Regions from separate parts of the Mus musculus genome. Here region 1 is linked to region 2. A link is a loop called in an ENCODE intact Hi-C map of the cell type or tissue named here. Cell type or tissue: left cerebral cortex. All regions are shown on one strand. Each heading gives the region's core, and the rest is flanking DNA. Links, peaks and the distances in the headings are about the cores only.

Region 1 (8,129 bases), core at 1,668-6,667, 62 kb before region 2:
GCTACTGACTCCAAAGTAGTTGAAATATTTTAAGGTTTATTTTTTCCTAGTGCTGTGTGGGAGGTATTTTTCTATGCTACACAAACACACACACACACACACACACACACACACACACACACACACACACACACACTCACACACCCTTTAATGTACTTTTAAAGGGTAAAATCTCAGTTAAAGAAACTGGCTGTGCATGGTGCTATGCCTGTAATTTAAGTACTTGGAAAGTTGGAGCAAGGAGGGGTGTGAGTTCAAAGCCAGTCTGTGAAATGAGGTCAGGGCTGGGGGTGGGGGGGCAGGACATGTCACACAAGGCTCACAACCTGAGTTCTGTTCCCAGAACCTGTGGTGGAAGGGGAGATGCAGCTCTTAAAAACTGTCTTCTGTCTCCCACAAGCATGTCATGGAACACCCATATGGATGTGTACACACACACAGAGAGACACACACACAGAGACACACACTCACACACACACAGAGACACACACACACACTCACACACACACACACAGTGATGGAGATGATGATGATGATGATGATGATGATGATGACCACAATGGTGATAAAATATTTTTAGAAGAGAGAGAAATAAAAAGAGAAAACTAAGATTAGTGGGCTCTGGAAAGAGGTGAAACTCCTCTTTTAAGACTTTGGGAATCTGTCCATTTTTAACTCTCTTTTCCTGAAATCCTGTTCACACTTTGCAGTTAAAGCAGGTTTGGTGCCATTTGCTGTCTCGCTGGTCTGTTCGATCGAAACCTCAGCTCAGCCACTTCAGTGTTAACTCTAATGGATACTTAATGTGGGCAATTCTTTTTAACAAAATCAGAAACTGGTATGGTTTACATATGTACTGGCCTGTCGGCTCCTGTGTTTGAACTCTAGCAATGAAGCTTAAAGAGGCTGGGGGGGGGGGTGCGGGGGGTGCTTAGGAAGTGTCCTTAGTTGGAGGAATGGGCTCATTGGGTATGGGAGTAGGTTTTGAAAGGTTATAGGCAGTGGGCTCACTTCTGAACCAAGCTCTCCACTTTCTGGTTTGTCGGGATGTGACAAGCCTTGAAGTCTTAAACACAGTCCTGTGGCTACACAGTGCCCCAGCCTCCATGCCTTCCTCACCATGATGAACTGTGTCCTCTTTAGCCATGAGCTCACAAACCCTTCCTCCCTCAAGCCATATCCATCATGCCTGCTATTCAGTCACAGTAATGAGAAGAGTAATATAAAAAGCTTGAGAATTCTCACCAACCAAAAGATGTATCTCGAGGCACTGAGCCCAGCCTATGGAGTTCACTAGTCACAGTTATAAAGTTAAAAGATTTAAAGTACTTGAGATACCTCATTGGCAAGTTGATTCCCTTGCTAATAAGGACCTTTGATCTCTAAACAATTGCAGATGCTTCAGGTGACACACCAAATTCTAACCCCATTCCATTTCCCTCGACCAGAGTCTACGATTTCTGACTGAGTCCTTCTCAGGTCCACTGTACCTTCCCCAGGCCATGTGCCCATACCACGTGTATGTCACCAACATACAGACAGTGGTGGTGTTCTCAGGTTCTCAGCCTCCCACCCGTGTGTGTGTGTGTGTGTGTGTGTGTGTGTGTGTGTGTGTGTGTGTGTATGTGTGTGTGCCCCTTCCTCCTGAGGATTCTGCCGTAGCAGTGAAACACGCATCCACTAGGCTACCAAGCACTTCTCTCTCGGCCATGTTCTTCCCATCTTGTGTGAGGCGGAGCTATAGGAAGTGTGACTTGCTCATGATCTATGACCAGCACAAATATTCTGTCTTGGTGATCCTGTAGCTTCCAGGTCTCAGGCAGAAATAAGAATATCTTTTAGACAAAACATCAGCTTGGAGCCTCTCCGCCAGTCACTATTCAGAGGGTTTTTCCTCCCCAGTCATCCTTAGGTCTCTGCTATAAATACTCTCCCTGCTGCCAGCAACACGTTACTATTTTATACTTACTGTGTGTGCCACACAGTCACAGTGCCACCCACTCCAGAGACATTTCTGCTCTTCTCTTCCTCCCTGAGAATGTCACCTTCGCTCTCCCAGGGAATAACTGGACTTACTCACGTGGAAGAGTACAAGTCTCACAAAGCAATGTATGCCCAGGGGCTGAATTTATGGACTTAGAAAGATAGCACAAAACACGTTCTAGAAAATACCTGTGTATCTGACCTATGAGCCCTGGCTCTCTGCCATAGGCTGGTCCCATCCAGTCAGTGCACACTATGGCCAATGGCTCCCCTCAAGCGGCAAAGGAGAGATTTTCCCACAAGGGAAAACATTCCAGTAAAACTATACCTTCTTGGTTTTAATGGTTAAAAAGGGTGAATTTTTTTCCACCCTCAATAAATAAAGTGTTTTGAGGCCAAGACTCTCGGGAGATAATCATTATAAAAGCTGCCACAGAAACTAGCATGTTTGAAAACACAGAATGAAGCTGGCCTGATTCCCAGCACTCTGGGGAAGAAGATGGGGGGAGAAGGCCTTTGTTCTCCTACAGCAGGTGACAGCACACCGCTGGACTCGCCAGTCCTGTGTGGGAAATGGTGCTGATAAGCCGCCTCATGTTGTGCATGCATGGGGCTAGCTGCCCAGACCAATGAAGAACAGTTGGACAATGGATGGGAAGCTGGCCAGCAGCAATCACATTAGATACCCTTCCCTCCCCCGTGGAAATACCCTTTGAGAGCCAGCAGCAGATCCTGTGGGAAGAAGATGACACTGGGAGCCAACTGTGACAGGAAGATCAGCTGTGAGAGGAAAGAGATTTCAAGTTCTAGGGGCACTCCAAGAAAGTGGCTTTGAAGAGGTGGTGACAAGACTATAGGGGTTAAGGGGATGAGTCCCCACCACCTTCTTTCTCAACTAGGATTTCCTTACAGGTCTGTGATAGAGAAGACCTCTAATCCACCTTGCCTTTGATACCAATGTATCAATGACGGGGGCCCCGCCCTCCGCCGCCTCTGCGCCGTGTATTATCTTCCTAAGTGAACCATGAGGGCTGAGATAGCGGTGTTTGCTATAAGAAGCCTCCCTTCCCCCTGTGTTATTTTCATGGAACCTCCTAACAGCAGACCTGAACTGAAGGTTAGCGTAGCAGTGCTCAGAGGCAAGACATCATGAAGGAGGATGTAAAAAGAAGTTGTGTAAGGTGTGGGGTCAGATGAAGCCCTGGGGAGCTACTGAGAGTAGTTCCAGAATTAAATAGAAACCCAGGATTCCACAATCCCAACAGGAAAGAAACAGTCAGCATGTTGAGACAGAAGCAAGCCCCCCCCCCCACACACACACACATACACATACACACACCTACAGTGGTCTTCATGAGCCAAACAGCTGAGCCCAAAGACAGATCCTAGAAGACACATGAGCACAGCGCAAAGAGAATCTGGGGGATGGGCAGGCTGAAAGAGGTGAGCAAGGTCGGGCACACTTCAGAGTGACTGTCTCATTCATTGGGATCCCTCCTCTGCTCAGTGACATTGTCAGGCAGATGACACAAAGCCAGGCAGAATGGGTAATCTGCTGGTGACAGAATGAACCTCTAGAGGGAACTGCTGCAGGCTGGAAGGGCAGAGTGAGCAGGAGAGAGGAGAGATGTATGCATTTTCAGCTGCTAGGAAACAGCACCAAGGACTTCACTGACAATAAGCCCTGTGGTGTCCACACACAGCTGAAACCATTAAAAAGACCAATGCTCTCTAGCTCTGAGCACGAAGCTATCAGCTTACGATCAGGACAGGAAGAAGATCTTATCATAAGCATCTTGTAGAGAGTCACATGGCTGAGCTGGGGAGATGGCTCAGTTAGTGAAGTGCTTGCCATGGAAGCTCCAGGAGCCGAGTTCAATTTCCAGTTCCCATGGAAAGGGCTGGGAGTGATAGCATTTGTCTGTAATCCCAGCTCAGAGGAGACAGAGATAAGAGGGTCGCAGGGGCTTGATGGAAGCCAGTCTAGCCATTCAGGGAGCTCCAGATTCAGTGAGAAAGCCCGATGCCCAGGAGTAAGATAGAGACCCATAAAGGAAGAACTCAGTGATGGCCTCAGATCCTGCATGCACATTTCTACACACGTATATGCATCAACCCAGATGTGTGTGTGCAGAGGAACATGTGCATCTATCCAGATGTGTGTGTGCACATCAACATGTACACACACAAAGAAGTAAGACAGGTCACTCTGCTCTTGTCACTGTGCTAAGGACTATTGTGTTTAGAGAAGAAAATTTGAATTTTATTGGAATGGAGCTGAAAGTATTTGTCCAGAAAAAAAAAAAAAAAGACAAGAAAGATGTTGATAACTTTCTTCAGATATGCAAAGAAATCTCATATGATAAAAGGAGTGAGGCTGGGGAGGGAAGATCTGCAGAGAGGAAACTGCATTCAAGTTCTTGACCTTCCCCATCATTAAAATGTTCCAAAACCCACTATTTTCCCAGAAGCCGAGCAGGATGCTGCCTTCCTTACCACCCAGGTGCTAATGCAAGAGCCAGCAACTGTAAAGGGGGCTCGAGCATCCATCAGAGTGCCATATCTTCCTCTCTCTGCCAAGGGGTGTGGTGTGCATCACAAGGCAACCCAGAATGGATAAATAGATGATAGGTAGTCAGACAGGAAGTTCAGGCAGAGGACATCTTGATCTGTTTCCTCGTGCTGTAGTAGACTACCTGAGGCTGAGTTATTTACAAAACGAGCTTCATTATATTTGACCCATGGTGGAAATCAGAAAGGAATTAAAGACATAATAAAGTGAAGTTACAGCAAGAAGGGCATGGGTAGGGGAGCTTATATTTGTAACGACCCATTCTAGTGATAACAGACTCCATCCCCAAGAGAAAGGAAGCAAGCCACTCAAAATGCTCCAGCTGTGTAAGTCTGCCCTTAGGTCTGCCTCTCAGCCTGCCGGACCAGCAGAGGTCAGGGTAAGTTTCAGAAGAGACAAACTATACTAAGACCAAAGCTGGAGAGATACGTAAACAAATGACAGATATATGGATGGATGCAGGACACAGGATCTAATAGAAATAAATAAACAGAACCCAGCCAGGTGGCTCAGGGGCTAGAGGCACTTGTGAGCAGGCCTGAAACCTGGTCCCTATATTCATATTCACTCCCTCTCGCTCTGACACTCACACCCATACAAACACACACACAGATAAATAAATGCATATTTTCTTAAAAGTCTATCATGACTAGCCTAGGAAGACAAGTGACTTAGGACTTAGCTATATTGCATTGGGTCCAGGGCTAACCAAGGCACACTTTCTACTCGCAGAACGGGCAGGCCTGAGTCCTGAACAGAGATGTATACACTTACATAATGTGACTTCCAAACACCCAGCTGTGATTGGTTTGTTCAGTCTTTGATTTCCCTTTTCAATCACCTCAGCAAATCTCTCCACGGGGACTAAATTACTTTCCCCTTTCATAGATAAGGTCATTAGAGTACGGGAAAGTCAGAGGAATTTGCATCCCAGACGGTCAGCCTCCATAGCTGCTATTGTCCTCCCAGATACCAAGGGGACTTTATAAATATAAAGGGATCCTGTTTGCCCCCTTGTAAATAGCAAATAACCCCCACCTCCCCTTTGAGGTACAACAGAAGCTATGGTAACAGTCTCCTTCAAAGATAACTCTTAGTCTCTGTTTCCTCCTCCATTTTAGTGATGTAGCCTAGGTAGTACTGTCGTTTAGATTAGCTATTAGTTGCAAGTGACTTTGAAATCTATGTGGTATATAGACAAATCAAATATGGCCATATCTGGGTGAAAGGGCTTTATGCTTTGATGCCTGTTTCTCATGGAGGTAAACTGAGGTCAGTGAGCCATGGCAGCTGTTTGTGCTAACAGACTTGTCCATTCTGGATTCTACCAAGAACCAGTTTACTGAACACATCAGTCCACGTGGAATTGCTATCAATGAAAAGAAAACTGAAGAAGCCCAAATAGTAACAATAGCAGACTGTAGTTGTGCAAACGGATGCGATGGTCTGCTGTCTCGTTCTATCCTTACTTCAACATCTGACCCCAATTCGAGTAAGACATGTTGTACATCTCAGAGTATCTCTCACCCCAAACTACATGCCTACTCCAAACCAACCGCTTCCGATTTGCCTTCAATTTTCCCAGCATTAACACCAAAATTCCCAAGCCCAGAGGAGCCCCCTCAGTCTCAGGCAAACAAGAATGGTTTATTCCCAGCATTCACACACCATAAGCATCTGGAGTCATAGTCACATTGTTCTGAAGCTGGCAGAAGCAGAAACCTCCACACTCCAACTAAGATATCAAGAAGCTGAGCTTAAAGTGGCGGAGTCCTTTACCTCCCGGCGGCAAACTGGCAGAGGCAAGCCTGTGTTCTTCCACACTCAGACAAGTCAGCAATGACAGCTTTTGTTTTATTTTTAGAGATGGGGAGGGGGTCTTGCTATGTAGCCCAGGCTAGCCTTAAACTCTCTATTCTCCTGCCTCAGCCTCTCAAGTGTTGGGATCACAGGAGTGGACCACCAATTCAGGTAATAGGTGTTTGTCTCCGTTGGTGCTCGCTTGTGGTTTTAAGGAAGCATACACATCTATATAAGCTCTCAAGGGGGATCCATGAGTAAAGGAATTTGCAGATAAGCTTTCTTTGCCATGTTAAGACAACTAAATAACTTTTCTCAAGAAAAGGGGGGGGGGGAGACAAGAAAAAAAATCAATCCTTTAGATCATTGTTGAAAGCAGCCATGTTCCTATGAGCTGAATATGAAGAGAATTTATAATAAAATCCTCCCTAACTACAGATTCTCCCAAATGCTCTCAGGTCGAGATAACCCTTTCTTCCCTTTATGAAGCAGAAAATATAAATCAGGTACTGCAGTTTGAGCCTGGGTCCTTGCACACGCATACTGATACACACTTTACCACGGACCTATACCCAAACCCCTTTGTTGGTTGCTGCATTTGAGACAGGACGTTGTTCTGTAAGTTTTTCAGGCAGGCTTTAAATTTGTGATCCTCTTCTTCAAGCCCCATGTAGCTGGGATTTCAGGTGCAAACCACCAGCCCTTGCTAAGCTGCAAGTCATTAAAAACTAATTTCTCTTAAGAATAAGTTTTTCCGTAACACATGTTGAAAATGCATGAAAATTCAATCATCAATCCAATGGACTTGCTATTCATATTAATGAATTTTGAGGCACTGTTAGAAGCTGAGTTATCACAGCTGACCACATGTTCTCTCTGTAAGGACAACAGAAGCTAATACAGTGCAAAGATACTTTTGTTTCCAGGATTCAAAACCACAATGAGCTTTGTGTTCGGCCCTTGATTAAACAAACAATTAATCAGCATTTCCATCCCCGTTTACCTAATTAGGTTTTCTTCTTTGCAAATAAGACAGGGTCACATGTCATTTTGATTTATTTCCATTTCTACCAGTGTAAATACAAATGTACCACAACATGACCTGTGGAAGATGAAGGCCTGTGATTTGAAATAGGAAGGAGAGGGTCAGGAAGGCTGAGGCACAGTGGACTTGTCATAGAATATATTAAGGTCGAAGGCAGAGGATTTGGAAACAATAACACAACATAAAATAAAGGGAGCCTCGGTGCTAATGAAAAGATCAACACTCTTGCATGCTGGCTGTGGTCCAAAAAAGTGCAAAAGCTCAGAGCTGTGAAATGAATGGATTCCTCGCGCTGCAGCGGAACAGTTAATGCAAATTCCTCCAGGTTCATGAATCGCATTTGGGATCAGGCAGATGGTCCATCCCCAAAACCACGACTCCACCAATTTCACAGAGAGCAGGTTTTCACAGGACAGTGAGCACAAATGAAGAGATGGAGAGAGAGAGATAGCTACCCACAGCTCACTCTGTTCCGCTGGCTGCTATGTTTCCTGTGCCATTGTGTGAGGCAGTCTGTCTTCCCAGCATTCCCAGGGGCACAGAGTTGCAAGGCAAGGGTGAGCTTCTGAGACCTGTTAAGTCTCTCTGCCTTTCTGAGGTTTTCTGATAAGGAAGTCTGTCCCCTGTGAAGTGCCAGAGCCTCGGGCAGAGGGTGTTGAGTGATCGCATGAGGCTCTTGGTTGTACTGGGTTCCTTGCACACACCATCTGCTTTGGTGTCGTGACACTA
Region 2 (8,129 bases), core at 979-5,978:
TTCTTAAATATTATTTATTTATTTTTATATAAGTACTCTGTAGCTGTCATCAGACACACCAGAAGAGGGCATCAGATCACATTACAGATGGTTGTGGGCCACCAGTAGTTGCTGAGAATTGAACTCAGGACCACTGGAAGAGCAGTCAGTGCTCTTAACCACTGAGCCATCTCTCCAGCCCCCTTATGCTGAGTTCTTATCTGGCTCAAGCTTCCTCTAACATTGCTCCTTCTGTTTGCAACTTTATTTTGATTCTTATCAACATTTGTGCATGGCAATTTCATGAACATAAAAGTCGAATACTAGAAGGTTTATGAAGAAATCTTCCAGGTTCCAATCCCTTCCTTCCAACCTCTGAGTCCCTCTGAAATCATGTTCTTCCAAATGTTATATCTGGTGGTTTTCTTAATAATATGTTATCTTAGACACTTTTATATTGCTGTGAAGAGACACAATGAACAAAGAAACATTTAGCTACGGTTTTTGCCCATAGTTACAGAGGTTAGTCCATTGTTACTGTGACAGAGAGCATAGCAGTACATGATGCTGGAGAAATACTTACATCCCAATCTGCAGGCAGACAAAGAGAAAGAGAGAGCTTGGACCTGGCATGGGCTTTTGAAACTTCAGATCCCATCCCCAGTGAAATACTTCTTCCTTCATTAAGGTTATACCTACTCCAGCAAGGCCACACCCCTAATCCTTCTAATCCTTTTAAACAGTTCCACTTCCTGGTAACTAATCATTCAAATATATGAGCCTTTTGGGGGACAGGAATTACTACTCAAACCACCACATGTATTTACATAGTAATTTCTTAAATACCTAATTTTGAAATTGTATGCTGCCACCCTGACAGATAAGGATTTAACTTTTGGTGTATGTGTATGTTCCTGTGTACAGAGGTACATACATATGTGTGAATGCACATCCATATGTGAGCACACACATTTGGAAGCTAGCAGACAGGTGTTAGTCTCTCACTGGTCTAAAGCTCATGAAGGTCAGGGTTTAATCTTAGTCAGGGTTTCTATTCCTGCACAAACATCATGACCTAGAAGCAAGCTGGGGAGGAAAGGGTTTATTCAGATTACACTTCCATATTGCTGTTCATCACCAAGGAAGTCAGGACTGGAACTCAAGCAGGTCAGGAAGCAGGAGCTGACGCAGAGGCCATGGAGGGATGTTACTTAATGGCTTGCTTCCCTGGCCTGCTTACTTGCTTACTTATAGAACCCAGGACTACCAGCCCAAGGATGGCACCACCCACAATGGGCTCTCCCACCCTTGATCACTAATTGAGAAAATGCCTTACAGCTGGATCTCATGGAGGCATTTCCTCAAGGGAGGCTCCTTTCTCTATGATAACTCCAGCTTGTGTCAAGTTGGCACACAAAACCAGCAAGTACAACCATTGAATTTCAAGGATGAACCTGTATACACCTCTCCAGTTCTTTTGAAAACAAAATGTAAGTTGGGTTGGTTCCTGGGATCGAACTCAGGTCTTCATCCTGTCAGGATAAATATTTTACTTGTTGGGCCATCTTCTCAGTCTGCAGGTCTCTTATACCCCCACCCCCAACTCACACACACATTGCTCCTTTCCCCACTTGTATTCTTGATGGACTGATGTTGCAGTTTAATGTAACACCTAGTTTTATTGTGCTAACAAAATATTGTTTATATCTGAGAGATAGAATAAATTATAACTACATATCCTGATGGGCTTTACAACTTTATGTTTTTCCTGGAATTAATAATTGTCTCCTTCTAATATTTTCTTAATATCCCATATTCTCATCAGCCATTTAAGAACTTCAATAGAGTTATATGACTTATGTCAATTTGGAAGCTTTATTAGGCTCAGTTCACTTCCATTTTGTGGTGGGGTGTATCTTTTCTAGACCTTTCCATCCTTCATCTGTTAGAGGAGTTCCCTTCTTGGTCTCCTGAATAGCTGTCTTCTTGATACCTCTCTTGCTCATCATCCTTTTGGGCCCCCTTTATATCTCTCCTGCGTCCAGTCCTCCTTTGCTTGGAATTCTTGTTGGCCCCTCTCTCCAGGCTCAGTGTTCAATCAAAGTGCTGAAGAACTTGATCTCCAGTGTTCACAAGAAGTAAGTCTACCCATTGTTGAATGGCTATCCTATGCTTTTCATTAAAAGACCATGTCTAGTGTTTGCTCGAGTGATGTTGAAAATCAGAGCTACATTTTCCGGTTTGACTCCTCTCTTAAATCTCATCTCAAAACATCCAAGCACCAGAAACTAAGCATGTCCAGAAGCCACTCAGCATCTTGTCAGAATTCCCCCTCCTTCTATGCATCTGTCATAACAGATAACATTCTTTCTCTAGTCTCCCAGATAGAATTTATAGAAGAGTAATATCCAGGTTCTAGACTTTACCTTTCCCCATTTGGACTACTGCAATAGCCTGTGACTACCCAGTTGACCTTCATTCCTTCATTCACTCTTTGTCAATCAGCTCCTCAGAATGAGTGTCGCTTCCTTGCTAAAAGTATACATTGTAATGGCTTCCCTTTTCTCATAGAATGAGGCTGCCCTCCTTATAGTTTCTATTGCTCTGATGAAACACCATGACCAAAAGCAACTTGGGGACAGAAGGGTTAGTTCCCCTAACAGCTTGTAAGCCCATCACTGAGAGAAGCCAAAGCAAGAACTCAGGGCAGGAACTGAAACAGGAGGCGCACAGGAATACTGTTTACTAGGTTTCTTCTTGAGGCTTGCTCAACATGATTTCTTACACAGCTCAGGACTACCTGCCCAGAAGTGGCTCCACCCACTGTGTGCTGGGCCTTTTTGCATCATTCATCAATCAAGAAAATACTCCCACAGGGTCGCTCACAAGCTAGTCCGGTGAAGGCAACGTCTCACTTGAGGGTTCCCCTTTCCAAAATGACTCTAGCTTGTGTCAAGTTGCCATAAAACTACCCAGCACAGAAGTCCCAAATATACTGTTCTATAGTATGCAGGTGATAATGTGTGTGTGTGTGTGTGTGTGTGTGTGTGTGTGTGTATACAGGCCCACACATGCCACAGCAAATATGTAGAAGTCAGAGGCCAATCTTGAGTATTGGTGCTCATCTTCCAAAATTTTTAATTCTCTTTGTTGATTTTTTTACTCTGTGGATGAGGCTAGCTGTTCAGAAAACATGGGAGGATTCTCCTGTCTCCATTGCTCATGCTTGCATAACAAGTGCTCCTCCCTCCCCCAAGCCATCTGTCCAGCCCCCTGGTGTCATGTCTTACCACCCTTGTTCTCACCACGTGACTCAGTATCTCAAGCAATTTTCACAACTTTTCTTTCTGTTGTAGAGGCTTAGAATGCAAACAGAGTGGGGTAGGCCAAGAAAACTGTAACAGAATCCTCTATTCATCATCATTTGCCTCTAAGAATTGCTCCATTGAAGGTATTTTACCCGTTTTGGCCATGAACTTGTACTGGGAAGCCCTCTGACATTTTGATGTACGGGTTAGTGGGTGCGCACTCAAGATAAACCATATTCCCACAGCATGAGGTTAGGAGATGCCAGTCATTCTGACAAATTCAAGTTGATTTGTCCCATCTCATTGGGAAAACATGAGACTCATGGTGAAGGGTAACAATTGCCTTTGGTAGTAATGCCCATGTTCCCTGAGTATTGGAGAGGGAAGAATCAGACACCATCAAGGAAAGGCCCCACTCTCCTTTGCAGTGCTGGAAGGGTTCCTTCAACTATAGGGATCCATTCTATAGAGGAAAATTATATGTTCAAGTTCTCTGTCTGGAAAAAAACAAGAAAGGAAGTATACAAATGAGAAACAGGTTTAAGAGTTGGTCATTTGCCACCCAGCACTTAGCTAACTAAGTATCTCGGATGCCTGACGGGAGAGAGCCAAGCCTATTGAAAATCAAAAGCCAACATGTACCGGTTCTGCTTAGAAGTGCACCATACATATCCAGCTAATTCTGGGAAGTCAATACCACAGATAAGGGCATTATTTATTTTGCCATTCCAGATGTAATTACACAGTTTACCCTGTGCAAAGTGCACTTCATAAACATGGCGGATCGATGCTAGTTATCAAAATCTATCTACAGCTGACAGAACATGAAAAAGGGCTTTGCAAAATGATCTTGAAGCCCATCCACAGAGCCAGCCCCACAGGTCAACTTATTACCTGCTTAATCACACAGGCATCCTGGCAATAGTATTGATTCCCTGGGACCAAGACATGACATCACTCTTCACAGCATATGCAATAAGCTATTCCCACCATGCAGAGTGGCCATCCGCTCAATGCTGCAGCCTCTCAGTGTCTGGAGTGGCCTCAAGCAGTCAAGGGCAAGTCAGGTGCTGATGGGAACCAAGCATATTAAGGCAAGGAGTGAAGAGCTTTCATACAAAAGAGTGAAATCCTCCTGCTGGCCTAGAGAAACAGCTCAGTCAATGAAAATGTTTTCTTTGCATGCATGGAGACTCGAGTTCCATCCCAAGAAACCACATGAACCAAAGCCAAGCCTGGCAATATGCTCTTGTAATCCATGCACTGGGAGATGGAAACAGACAGTGGCCTGGAGCTCTCTGGCCAGCCAGCCTAACCTATTTGCAATTTTCAGGCCAATGGAAGACTATCAAAAATAAAAGATATATGACAGCTGAGAAATGACAAATGAGCTTGTCCTCTGGCCTCCATATGCATGCACATACATGCACTGATATACACACATGTACACTTTCACATAACACACACATTCATACACCTTCACATAAGCAAAGGCATGCACATACACACTGCTGCTGCTGCTTGTGGACAAGACCTCATGAGTGAAAACTTAAGCCATGCTACCAGCAGGTCAACATTCATTTGTTTGGTGATCCAGGCATGCTCAGACAGAATACCGGTATCTCCACCACAACAGGCATTAATATTTTCTACAATCTCTACAGTGTGATCATTGCATTAAAGATCTCAGGAAGTTCCATGACACCCGATTATCTCAAGGTGTCCCTGTGGCACATACTGCATCTTCCCCTATGGCCTAAAGGAAGGCAAGGTCTTTGAGTTGATTGAATCAGGAGCCTTATGGGTGAACTAATTTGCCTACCAAACCTACCAAACATTGAGTGTTCGAAGGCTAAGAAGACATTTCATTACTACTGGGATAGGTGTCCCAATGGGGCAGCCTTTAATGAACCCCATGGAATGAAGCATGAGGGAGGTGGGAAGATGGACAGTGAGGTCCACAAAGGCTATTGTGGTGCCTGGGCCCACAGGAAAATGTAACCAGTGTGTGAGACACAGCAGTGACATAGTGGTTAGGGAGCCCCTTACAGTGTGACTGTGGGCAAGTGATGCCTCTTTTCTGTGCCCCCACTGCTTCATCTTTATCCAGGGAAACATGAGTTCCAATTTGAAAAAACATTTCGAGAACTAAGTGTATCACCATCTAGAATGGTCCCTGCAGTAAGATGTGCCACTGAAAGGGGCTGTGCTGCTTCATCAGTCAGTGAGGTAATGGAGGAAACATAAACAATGAGAAGAGATATTAAGAGAGGTGTGGGCAGGGCCAAGGTCCATTATCATAATATAAACGATGAGAAGAGCCAGGCGTGGTGGCGCATGCCTTTAATCCCAGCACTTGGGAGACAGAGGCAGGCAGATTTCTGAGTTTGAGGCCAGCCTGGTCTACAAAGTGAGTTTCAGGACAGCCAGGGCTATACAGAGAAACCTTGTCTTGAAAAACAAAAAACATAAAACAAACAAACAAACAAACAAACAACAATGAGAAGAGATATTAAGTGAGGTTTGGGCAGGGCCAAGGTCCATTATCATACACATGGGTATAGTTTACAAGACAATGTCATCTCAGAAGCAAGCTGACTCAGCCTTGAGCACCACACTGCCTCAGCAGGGGCAATCAGAGTCAACCTGGGCAGATCCACCCCAGCCAACCAGTAAAGGAAGAGACAGAATGGTGGGCGGGGAAGAGAGGCAATGGAGGGGAAGGAGAAAAAGAAGGTAAAGGGGGATGGGACCAAGGAAGGAAGTTTTATTTCTTCTTTCCTTGGTCCCAAACCAACTGCAATTCTTCCTAGGGCATCTTCCACATGACACAGGGAGATAAGCTCGGTCAAAGACAGACACTTTGAATTGTGTGATATGTAAGAATAAGCCCCAATTAAAACCAAGAGAAACTCAGTGCTCCATACTGACCCGGGGAACTTCCCCCAGTCCCAGGCAGGTGAGGTCTGGTGACAGAAGTGTTGCTTGTTGTCTTGGTCCTGTTTGGGGGATACTTTAACCTCTGACCTCACTTATGGAATCCTTCTTAATAGTCTATGTCCACTAGGCAGTGTGTCCTGATAAGACAAGGCAGGGGCCATCTGAATGGGCTAAGTTTGGAAGGAACAAGAATGAGGCTGGGGTGCTGGAGGAACACAGGACTTCTCTCCCAGAACTCCCCTTCAGACTCTAGGAACTTCCTAGACATGTTAAAAATTTGTTTCTCCCATGTGACTCTGTCCTTTGATCACTTTCTCGTCCCACATGGCAACAACTAAAACCCAAGCTTCTCCCCCAGCTATAGCTTCTCCACCCCAGCTCAGATAATGGTGGGTAGAAATTAGACCTGTTTGTGCCCCTTCCCTCTCACCCCACACTGGCACATCTCCCTTAGTCCTCCAGCCCAGCCAGGAATGAGGCAGCTACAAGGAAAACCAGTGCAAGTCGCATTGCCTGCTTAGTGAGGTGCTGGATGCCACTGGTTCTCTGGAACTGTCCAGTGTTTAATCCCAACTTGGTCATCGCAGATCCCCTGAGGTCTGTTTAAAGGCCCTGCCTTTCCTCCCCACTCCTGTAGCTAGCTGAGAATGCTTCCCTTGGCCACCAATACTACCAATGTCTTTCTTTCAGTTGGTCACCTGTGGTGCCGCTCTCAGCCTGGAGCCATGCTCCTGCCTTTTTCACCTGGTTTGCTTGCTTGCTTGCTTGCTTGCTTGCTTGCTTGCTTGCTTGCTTGTTTGTTTTAACCCTCCCTCCATACCATACCAGAGCACCTACAATACCCCGAGACCCAGTCTCAGGCAGATCACAGCAAACCTAAGACCTCCCTCAGGACCTCCCTCTTCCTTCTGTTCATTGATGGGCTGCTGCCACATGAGTCAGCTCCCTGGGTCAACCCCAGTGCACTTCACTACGTACCTCAGGCTGGCCTAGAACTCACGATCCTTTTGCCTCCATCTCCTCTACTATGATTACATGCATGCGTTACCATGCAGGGCTCTCTCCTGCACTTTCTTTTTCCCCCCCTCCCCCCCCCCCCCCCCCCCGCCTTGAATAGCCTGGAAGATGAGGTCAACTTACAGTTTCAAACCTGGCTCTGGGATGCTCCCTTTCCAACCCTGCCTGTCCCTCCAGGACAATAAACAAGCCTGAAGTAACAGTGGCTAAACTAGCTGTTGTCCCAAGATCTCAAAACACTGAGAAAAATTCTTTTTTAACATTGTGTACAGTGTTCCGAGGACTCACTACAGCTGAGGGTGCCATGTCTATTCTGAACTTTTTCTACTATCAACTTTGTAATGACCTTCATCCCTCATAATTAGGGCGTTTCGCTTTGGTGAACAGCAATGAAATTGTTAGGGCTTGGGTGAGAAAAGGCCCTCACAGGCTCTTGACTTTGCACATTTGCTCCCCTGCTAGGGGGTGCTGTCTTGGGAGGCAATTGAACCTTTAAGATGTGATGCCTAGCTGGAGAAAGTGCCCTTGAAGGTTATAACCAGGCCTCACTTCCTGTCCAGTCTCTACTTCCTAATTTCTGATCTTCTGGGGAGCTGCCAGCATCATGCCTTTCCACTGTGATGGACTGGGTTCCCTTCATGAGCCAAAGTAAAAAATTCCCCCTTAACTTGACTCTGGTAGTATAGTAAGAAACACAAACACACAAGGGATCCTATATTCTACCTGACAGTGAAATTCTCACCCAAAAGGGCCTCTAGCTCACCTCTGAAGCACCTTTGTCAGCTCAAGGTTCTTTGGTTTTCTTCTCACGGTGCCCTCAACCTCTAAAACTTCCACTTGTCACCCCTCCTGCAGTGTGCACTCCAGCCCCTTCCTCCCACAGGA

The links. A loop is a pair of places that touch in the nucleus more often than their neighbours do. Peaks named below come from ENCODE experiments on the same cell type or tissue, not always from the same donor. Only the 100,000 strongest peaks of a DNase experiment are listed, where the experiment ranks them.
Region 1: a loop joins it to region 2, with 2.5 times the contacts of the local background. A loop is called at or near these places in 4 of 42 quality-filtered maps.

The regions. Positions count from the first base shown.
Region 1 is chr2:4,225,169-4,233,297 of GRCm38, forward strand. All of the region lies in intron 1 of Frmd4a (FERM domain containing 4A), which reads left to right. Among named protein-coding and RNA genes, the nearest start is that of Gm39752, 18 kb to the right of the region's middle. In left cerebral cortex, for the core only: a CTCF peak has its summit at 3,569 (motif pointing right); DNase peaks (open chromatin) are centred at 1,964, 2,717 and 3,596.
Region 2 is chr2:4,288,019-4,296,147 of GRCm38, forward strand. The region is part of intron 1 of Frmd4a (FERM domain containing 4A); the gene reads left to right. Among named protein-coding and RNA genes, the nearest start is that of Gm39752, 45 kb to the left of the region's middle. In left cerebral cortex, for the core only: no CTCF peak of the experiment used is centred there; a DNase peak (open chromatin) is centred at 3,256.